2 separate regions of the Mus musculus genome follow, and region 1 is linked to region 2. Evidence: chromatin loops called from intact Hi-C (ENCODE). Cell type or tissue: heart. All regions are shown on one strand. Region 1 holds the start of Gm12909 (a long non-coding RNA gene). Region 2 has its middle 16 kb from the start of Mup21.

The links. Peaks named below come from ENCODE experiments on the same cell type or tissue, not always from the same donor. Only the 100,000 strongest peaks of a DNase experiment are listed, where the experiment ranks them.
Region 1: it touches region 2 in a loop (33-fold over the local background); 7 of 42 quality-filtered maps call a loop at or near these places.

The regions. Positions count from the first base shown.
Region 1 is chr4:62,088,492-62,093,491 of GRCm38, reverse strand. Gm12909 (a long non-coding RNA gene) reads right to left here and starts at 4,884. Exons shown (of 3, transcript XR_881342.3): 1 at 3,513-4,884; 2 at 3,261-3,382. In heart, no CTCF peak of the experiment used is centred here; no DNase peak of the experiment used is centred here.
Region 2 is chr4:62,164,199-62,169,198 of GRCm38, reverse strand. No RefSeq gene overlaps it. Among named protein-coding and RNA genes, the nearest start is that of Mup21, 16 kb to the right of the region's middle. In heart, no CTCF peak of the experiment used is centred here; no DNase peak of the experiment used is centred here.

The DNA of each region.
Region 1 (5,000 bases), 76 kb after region 2:
AGTATCTTTAGAGGCTTGGTTTCCTGGGCTGGTTCATGCCACATGGTGTTTAAAAATGAGTACAACACTGAGTTACCAGTTTTAAATTAACATTCTTGTCACCAGTGTCACACTTTTTAAATCATACTCAATAACTTATAAGCCAATAATCTATGACCAAGACATGAAGAGCATGTTTCTACCTTTAAGACCAGTCAGAAACCAAATGAAGCAGCTACACAAATCTTTTAAATTTATACCAGAGAATTTTTACTTTTCTAGGTATAATTTCAAGAGAAAAAGCACTTTGTCATTTGTTGAACCCAATAATCACAATTGCAGAGATTTTTCTAGGAAAAAAAAAACCCCAACTATCAGCTTATTTGCCTTAGAACTAAGAAGCTGCTGGCCCCTCTAAAAAACAACTTTTCAGTAGGGACTCTCCTGCTGTACTTGACTCTGGGCTAAGGATGCAGGTCAGCTTTGTTCAGCCACCTGTGTGAAAACTAAGACTGAATCAAGAAATGGATAGCCAGCAGATAAAGTTTTAACCATTTTTTTTTTTCAACATGAAACATAGAACAACAGTCATTCAGACAACAAAACATAAACAGACATGTTTTGACACGTGGACAGATTGGTGCACCAAACATAGACAATGCAGAGAGGGTATAAAACTTGATGTGACCAGAACTAAGGATGTCTCCTGTAGGGACCAGAAAGCAGGACAGGACATCTCCTGATGTCCTTTTGTCTCTGGGAGAGCTCTAAAATATATTTTCCTTCTCTCTCTCTCTCTCTCTCTCTCTCTCTCTCTCTCTCTCTCTCTTTCTCTCTCTCTCCCATGTCATTTGGATATATAGCACCTCCCTTTTTGTGTGTATATTTTACTTACTTATTTAATTTAATTTATTTTATTATTTTATTATTTTGAGCCCTACTAGTCTTTCCTGATGTAAGTGTTTTCTTTTCTTTCTTTTTTTCTTTTCTTTTCTTTTCTTTTCTTTTCTTTTCTTTTCTTTTCTTTTTTTTTCCCATTTTTTTATTAGGTATTTAACTCATTTACATTTCCAATGCTGTACCAAAAGTCCCCCATATCCACCCACCCCCACTCCCCTGCCCACCCACTCCCCCTTTTTGGCCCTGGTGTTCCCCTGTACTGGGGCATATAAAGTTTGCAAGTCCAATGGGCCTCTCTTTCCAGCGATGGCCGACTAGGCCATCTTTTGATATATATGCAGCTAGAGACAAGAGCTCCGGGGTACTGGTTAGTTCATAATGTTGTTCCACCTATAGGGTTGCAGATCCCTTTAGCTCCTTGGCTACTTTCTCTAGCTCCTCCATTGGGAGCCCTATGATCCATCCATTAGCTGACTGTAAGCATCCACTTCTGTGTTTGCTAGGCCCCGGCATAGTCTCACAAGAGACAGCTACATCTGGGTCCTTTCAATAAAATCTTGCTAGTGTATGCAATGGTGTCAGCGTTTGGATGCTGATTATGGGGTGGATCCCTGGATATGGCAGTCTCTACATGGTCCATCCTTTCATCTCAGCTCCAAACTTTGTCTCTGTAACTCCTTCCATGGGTGTTTTGTTCCCAAATCTAAGGAGGGGCATAGTGTCCACACTTCAGTCTTCATTCTTCTTGAGTTTCATGTGTTTAGCAAATTATATCTTATATCTTGGATATCCTAGGTTTGGGGCTAATATCCACTTATCAGTGAATACATATTGTGTGAGTTTCTTTGTGAATGTGTTACCTCACTCAGGATGATGCCCTCATCATCCTGAGTGAAGGTGAAGTAACATATAAAGGCAGGCCTATCAGAATTACACCAGACTTTTCACCAGAGACTATGAAAGCCAGAAGAGCCTGGACAGATGTTATACAGACACTAAGAGAACACAAATGCCAGCCCAGGCTACTATACCCGGCCAAACTCTCAATTACCATAGATGGAGAAACCAAAGTATTCCACGACAAAAACAAATTCACACAATATCTTTCCACGAATCCAGCCCTTCAAAGGATAATAACAGAAAAGAAGCAGTACAAGGACGGAAATCACGCCCTAGAACAACCAAGAAAGTAATCATTCAACAAACCAAAAAGAAGACAGCCACAAGAACAGAATGCCAACTCTAACAACAAAAATAAAAGGGAGCAACAATTACTTTTCCTTAATATCTCTTAATATCAATGGACTCAATTCCCCAATAAAAAGACATAGACTAACAGACTGGCTACACAAACAGGACCCAACATTCTGCTGCTTACAGGAAACCCATCTCAGGGAAAAAGACAGACACTACCTCAGAGTGAAAGGCTGGAAAACAATTTTCCAAGCAAATGGACTGAAGAAACAAGCTGGAGTAGCCATTTTAATATCGGATAAAATCGACTTCCAACCCAAAGTTATCAAAAAAGACAAGGAGGGACACTTCATACTCATCAAAGGTAAAATCCTCCAAGAGGAACTCTCAATTCTGAATATCTACGCACCAAATGCAAGGGCAGCCACATTCATTAGAGACACTTTAGTAAAGCTCAAAGCATACATTGCACCTCACACAATAATAGTGGGAGACTTCAACACACCACTTTCTTCAAAGGACAGATCGTGGAAACAGAAACTAAACAGGGACACAGTGAAACTAACAGAAGTCATGAAACAAATGGACCTGACAGATATCTACAGAACATTTTATCCTAAAACAAAAGGATATACCTTCTTCTCAGCACCTCACGGGACCTTCTTTTCTTTTCTTTTCTTTTCTTTTCTTTTCTTTTCTTTCTTTCTTTCTTTCTTTCTTTCTTTCTTTCTTTCTTTCTTTCTTTTCTTTTCCTTTTTTTTTTGTTTTTTTTTTTTTTTGTTTTTTTTTTTTTTTGTTTGTTTGTTTGGTTGGTTGGTTTGGTTTGGTTTTTCCACACAGGGTTTCCCTCTTTAGCCCTGGCTGTCCCGGAACTCACTTTGTAGGCAAGGCTGGCCTCGAAGTCAGAATCTGCCTGCCGCTGCCTCCCAAGTGCTGGGATTAAAGATGTGTGCCAACACTGCCCGGCCCTGATGCAGTTCTTGACTGTGGACAAATGCCTTTTTAGAATTTGCAAGTCACATTTTCCACTGTCAACCCCTAACTGATATCACTGTTGGGACAACTCTTACTCATTCTAGCCTGTATCCTTTTTTCACAATTGCAATCAACAGCCTTCAAAAGATAAAACTTATAGCGCTAATATGCTTGATGCTGTATGTTGCTTACCATGCCGAATACTATCTTACGTTTTCTGTGGAGTCCCACCAAGACAGTGTCCCTCGGTCATTCTTTCCATATTCAGGACTCTTGTTCCAGTGACAACTATACCTGATAGCAGCGACTGGTTACTGAGTTCCTGAAAAGAGAACTGGGGATGAATGGGAAGGACAGCAAGTGAAATAACAAGCCAAGACAAAGTTCTCTGATCAAGGCTCAATCTTTAATGTATGGAACTGAATATATATGGGAAAACCCAAGGGCCCATCCATTTGTTTCACCTGGGTTCTGTTGCTTGGTTCAGTTAGATTGAGTTGCAAAGTAGGCTCTTTAGGAGCTCAGCGGGTGGGCACTTCTCAGTTCTCTGGCAGGAAGATATAATTGTAGAAGAGCAAGAAATGTAGCTCCAGTGTTGGAGACTTGATCATCCAGCTCAAGGTTGGGTGGGGGTTGTGGGGGGTCACAGTCTGACACTGACACATCAGGTGTTTCAGAACTGATGTTGAGCCAGGGTCCATAGTATGTACTATCACTCTGGCTACTAGAGAGACAACAGAATATTTCCTCTCTGGGACATTAATAAAATAAGCCTGTTTTCATTGATGTTCTTCTTGTACCCAAATACACCCTGGCATCATATAAGTGTCTTGAATGTGTCCACAGGCTTTCTGAATGCGTTATTTGTTTAATTTGTTGAGTGTGAGACACAGGTCAAGGGCATTAAATCATTTTCCTATTAGTTTCAAAAATGCTACTTAGTTACAAACTGGCTGTTTGTTGGTTACAGGTAAACTTCTTAAAACCCTAACCCACACACTTTGTCTAGTCATTTCTTGACTCCTTCAGCTTTTCAGTCACATGAACAGTCTACACATGCTAAGGAGTGTTAACATGCTTAGTGACAAGGAAGGTGCCTGAGCTGAAGTCGGGAGTGGAAGGAACTCATTGTTGCTTTCTGCTGTAGAAGTAACTTCTAGTTCATTACTAGAAAAGCAATAGTCCATAGCCAGATGAGGTGCTACCACCCATAATCCCAGCATTCAGGAGGCTGGAGCAGGAGGATTGCCACAGATCTAAGACCATTCAGAAGCTCAGTGTAAGCTCAAGTCCAGTGCAGATCTCACATTAAATAGCTGGTCAGGGCTGCTTTTAACCCCACCACTGGGTAGATGGTGGAGACTGGAGGATTGCTGGGACTGGTGGACATCCAGCCTATCTGAAACACACTAATTCCCAGATTCAGAGGGAGACCCTTACTCGAGGGGATGATGTAAAAATAGATAGAGGGAGACAATTGATGTCCTGTGCTGATTTCTGCATATATTATCAAAAGCATTAGTGTGTTCACAGGTGTGCACATATCAATGAAAAATGGAAGAGGGTGGAAAGAAGAGGAAGAGGAGGAGGAGGAGGGGAAGGAGGAGGAAGAAGAGGAGGAGAGGGAGGAGGAGGAGAAGGGGGGAAGAATGTGATAATCCCCTAGTAGAGCATCTACCAAACCCTTGTAGACCAAAGAGAGCCAGTTGTCATTGCCACATTCAATCTTGGGCCTCACCAACTCCTCTTATTTTAAAGAAACCATGTGCAGTTTCTTTGCTAGTATCTGCCAGTCTGACATGTCTGGAACTCTATAGCACTATCTATTCCTCTTTCCCTATTTAACCATTCCCCCCTACATTGTAAAACATCCTGACCTCTGTAGTGGAGTCAATAAGAACAAAGGCTCCTGAGTTAGAGAGTCTTGGGTTTAAATCTAAGTTCTCACATTG
Region 2 (5,000 bases):
GAGTTGGCATTCTGTTCTTGTGGCTGTCTTCTTTTTGGTTTGTTGAGGGATTACTTTCTTGCTTTTTCTAGGGCATGATTTCCGTCCTTGCATTGTTTTTTTTTTTCCCTGTTATTATCCTTTGAAGGGCTGGATTAGTGGAAAGATAATGTGTAAATTTGGTTTTGTCATGGAATACTTTGGTTTCTCCATCTATGGTAATTGAGAGTGTGGCCGGGTATAGTAGCCTGGGCTGGCATTTGTGTTCTCTTAGTGTCTGTATTACATCTGTCCAGGCTCTTCTAGCTTTCATAGTCTCTGGTGAAAAGTCTGGTGTAATTCTGATAGGCCTGCCTTTATATGTTACTTGACCTTTCTCCCTTACTGCTTTTAATATTCTATCTTTATTTAGTGCATTTGTTGTTTTGATTATTATGTGTCGGGAGGAATTTCTTTTCTGGTCCAGTCTATTTGGAGTTCTGTAGGCTTCTTGTAGGTTCATGGGCATGCCATTCTTTAGGTTTGGGAAGTTTTCTTCTATAATTTTGTTTAATATATTTGCTGGCCCTTTAAGTTGAAAATCTTCATTCTCATCAACTCCTATTATCTGTAGGTTTGGTCTTCTCATTGTGTCCTGGATTTCCTGGATGTTTCGAGTTAGGATTTTTCTGCATTTTGTATTTTCTTTGATTGTTGTACCGATGTTCTCTATGGAATCTTGTGCACCCGAGATTCTCCTTCTATCTCTTGTATTCTGTTTCTGATGCTCGCATCTATGGTTCCAGATTTCTTTCCTAGGGTTTCTATCTCCAGCGTTGCCTCACTTTGGGTTTTCTTTATTGTGTCTACTTCCCTTTTTATGTCTAGTATGGTTTTGTCCATTTCCATCACCTGTTTGGATGTGTTTTCCTGTTTTTCTTTAAGGACTTTTACCTGTTTGGTTGTGTTTTCCAGTTTTTCTTTAAGGTCTTCTACCTGTTTAGCTGTGTTCTCCTGTATTTCTTTAAGTGAGTTATTAAAGTCCTTCTTGTTGTCCTCTACCATCATTATGAGATATGCTTTTACATCCGGGTCTAGCTTTTTGCTTGTGTTGGGGTACCCAGGACTAGGTGGGGTTGGAGTGCTGCGTTCTGATGATGGTGAGTGGTCTTGATTTTTTTAGTAGGATTCTTACATTTGCCTTTTGCCATCTGGTATTCTCTGGAGCTGTGCAGGATACACTCGGTGGGGTCCTGGAACCAAGATGTCTGTGCAGGGTACACTCAGCAGGGTCCTGGAACCAAGATTTCTGCTGTGGATGCTCAGGCAAAGCGCTCCCGCGCTGGGCAGATCCCTATCCTCTGGCTGGAAAAATGGCCAGCTGTCTGTGCAGGATATACTAGGCGGGGTCCCGGAACCGAGATGTCTCCTGCTGATGCTCAGGCAAAGCGCTCCCATGCCAGGGAGATCCCTATCCTCAGAAGTCTTAAGATCCTGTGGTGGGTGTTGTGGGTAGCTGGCGCGTGTTAGCCGACTCTGCGCCCTAGCTATCCTGGTGCTGCTGTAAATATTTCTTTATCTGAGCATTTTTCCTAGGTCCTGGCGCAATGCCTACCCCTCCTGCAGCAAAAAGATTCCAGGGGAGCAATTCTACTGTCTGTCTATGCCTCTAATGTGTGGACAGTCTTTCCTAAGATGATTTATAATTAAAACATTCCTTATAACCTTAGTGTTGTGAAAACATTGCTTGTAAGTACTGTAATATTGTTGCAAGGCAGCAACAATAGGCAAACACTGATTGTATTAGGGTCCAATTTCTGTACAAGGATAAATATATCCTGACAAGTCTGTCTTTGTTTCATATGCCTGAATGGCCACAGAGAACTGCATTAGTGTTCTCATAAGACAATTGTGTGTGTGGGGGAACCCACCCTGCTTGAGAATCTCCAGAAACTCTGCTAGCTGTTTTTAGTAACATATCCACAAAATCCTGAAAATGTTAATCAGGAGTCTGTTTGCTGTGAAATAAATTCTCATTGATATCTCCTTTCCAATCTTGGTGGCAGGGGTTAAATTTTGCTTCTACCACTGTATCCAATAAAGCTTGTGCAAAAGGGGCAGCAGATCCATACTGGCCACAGATGGTTTTAATTTTTATTACTCTTGTAACTATTGTAATTAAAAAATATGGGTGAGCTAAAAATCATGACTTTGCAATCAAACTGCAAAATGCAGCAAATGGAACACTGGGAATTTTAACCATAATTTTTAAGTTTCTTTTCAATATTAGAGTATAACCATAAATTTTGGAAAGCAAAACCCAATTTTAAACAATCCATTCTCTTCAAAATCAATATCAAAAGGATTACTTTCATGTTATGAAGTTTGGCTAACAATTCTTATATATGAATGCATGACAGTTCACCTCTTAATTCTTCACTGAAGAAACATTGTTTTAAATCTTATCTCTTACAAGCCTAGTTTCTTGGATAAGAATTACATAAAATATTAACCCAATTTAGAAGTATCTTTAGAGGCCTGATTTCCTGGGCTGGTTCATACCACATGTTGTTTAAAAATGAGTACAACACTGAGTTACTAGTTTTAAGCTAACATTCTTGTTACCAGTGTCACACTTTTTAAATCATACTCAATAACTTATAAGCCAAGAGTTATGACCAAGACATGAAGAGCATGTTTCTACCTTTAAGACCAGTCAGAAACCAAATGAAGCAGCTACACGAATCTTTTAAGTTAATACCAGAGAATTTTTACTTTTCTAGGTATAATTTCAAGAGAAAAGGCACTTTGTCATTTGTTGAACCCAATAATCACAATTGCAGAGATTTTTCTAGGGAAAAAAACAACTATCAGCTTATTTGCCTTAGAACTAAGAAGCTGCTGGCCCCTCTAAAAAACAGCTTTTCAGCAGGGACTCTCCTGCTGCACTTGACTCCGGGCTAAGGATGCAGGTTAACTTTGTTCAGCCTCCTCTGTGAAAACTAAGACTGAATCAAGAAATGTATAGCCACAGGTTAGAGGGTGCGCCAGAGAACCGGACAGCTTCTGGGACGAGCAGAAGCACAGAGCCGCTGAGGCAGCAGCCTGGGCGGGCCGCAGACAACCGGCCACCATCCGGACCAGAGGACAGGTGTCCGCCTGGCTTGGGAGGCGGCCTCAGCCTCAGCAGCAGTGGTCACCATCTGGGTTCCGGGACTCCGCGGGACCTAGGAAATTAGTCTGAACAGGTTAGAGGGTGCGCCAGAGAACCAGACAGCTTCTGGGACGGGCGGAAGCACAGAGCCGCTGAGGCAGCAGCCTGGGCGGGCCGCAGACAACCGGCCACCATCCGGACCAGAGGACAGGTGTCCTCCTGGCTCGGGAGACGGCCTCAGCCTCAGGAGCAGCGGTCACCATCTTGGTTCCAGGACTCCCTGGAACTTAGGATTTTAGTCTGCACAGGTGAGAGTCTGCACCACAGAAGCTGACAGCTTCTGGGAACTGCCAAAGCAACACAGCTTCTGAGAGAGGCCCTGTTTTGGGCCTTCTTCTTCGACCAGGAGGAGGTCCAAAAACAAGATATCTGCGCACCTTCCCTGTAAGAGAGCTTGCCAGCAGAGAGTGCTCTGAGCACTGAAACTCAGAGGAGAGAATCTGTCTCCCAGGTCTGCTGAGAGACAGTAACAGAATCACCAGAAGAACAATCTCTAAACAGAGTCAACTATAACTACTAACTCCAGAGATTACCAGATGGCGAAAGGTAAACGTAGGAATCCTACTAACAGGAACCAAGACCACTCACCATCATCAGAACCCAGCACTCCCACTTCGCCCAGTCCAGGGCACCCCAACACACCCGAAAACCTAGACCTAGATTTAAAAGCATATCTCATGATGATGGTAGAGGACATCAAGAAGGACTTTAATAAATCACTTAAAGAAATACAGGAGAACACTGCTAAAGAGTTACAAGTCCTTAAAGAAAAACAGGAAAACACAATCAAACAGGTAGAAGTCCTTACAGAAAAAGAGGAAAAAACATACAAACAGGTGATGGAAATCAACAAAACCATACTAGACCTAAAAAGGGAAGTAGAAACAATAAAGAAAACTCAAAGTGAGGCAACACTGGAGATAGAAACCCTAGGAAACAAATCTGGAACCATAGATTTGAGCATCAGCAACAGAATACAAGAGATGGAAGAGAGAATCTCAGGTGCAGAAGATTCCATAGAGAACATCGGCACAACAATCAAAGAAAATGGAAAATGCAAAAAGATCCTAACTCAAAATATCCAGGAAATCCAGGACACAATGAGAAGACCAAACCTACGGATAATAGGAGTGGATGAGAATGAAGATTTTCAACTCAAAGGACCAGCAAACATCTTCAACAAAATTATTGAAGAAAACTTCCCAAATATAAAGAAAGAGATACCTATGAACATACAAGAAGCCTACAGAACTCCAAATAGACTGGACCAGAAAAGAAATTCCTCCCGACACATAATAATCAGAACAACAAATGCACTAAATAAAGATAGAATACTAAAAGCGGTAAGGGAAAAAGGTCAAGTAACATACAAAGGCAAGCCTATCAGAATTACACCAGACTTTTCACCAGAGACTATGAAAGCCAGAAGAGCCTGGACAGATGTTATACAGACACTAAGAGAACACAAATTCCAGCCCAGGCTACTATACCCAGCCAAACTCTCAATTACCATAGATGGAGAAACCAAAGTATTCCATGACAAAACCAAATTCTCACATTATCTCTCCACGAATCCAGCCCTTCAAAGGTTAATAACAGAAAAAAACCAATACAAGAACGGGAACAATGCCCTAGAAAAAACAAGAAGGTAATCCCTCAACAAACCTAAAAGAAGACAGCCACAAGAACAGAATGCCAACTTTAACAACAAAAATAACAGGAAGCAACAATTACTTTTCCTTAATATCTCTTAACATCAATGGTCTCAACTCCCCAATAAAAAGACATAGACTAACAAACTGGCTACACAAACAAGACCCAACATTTT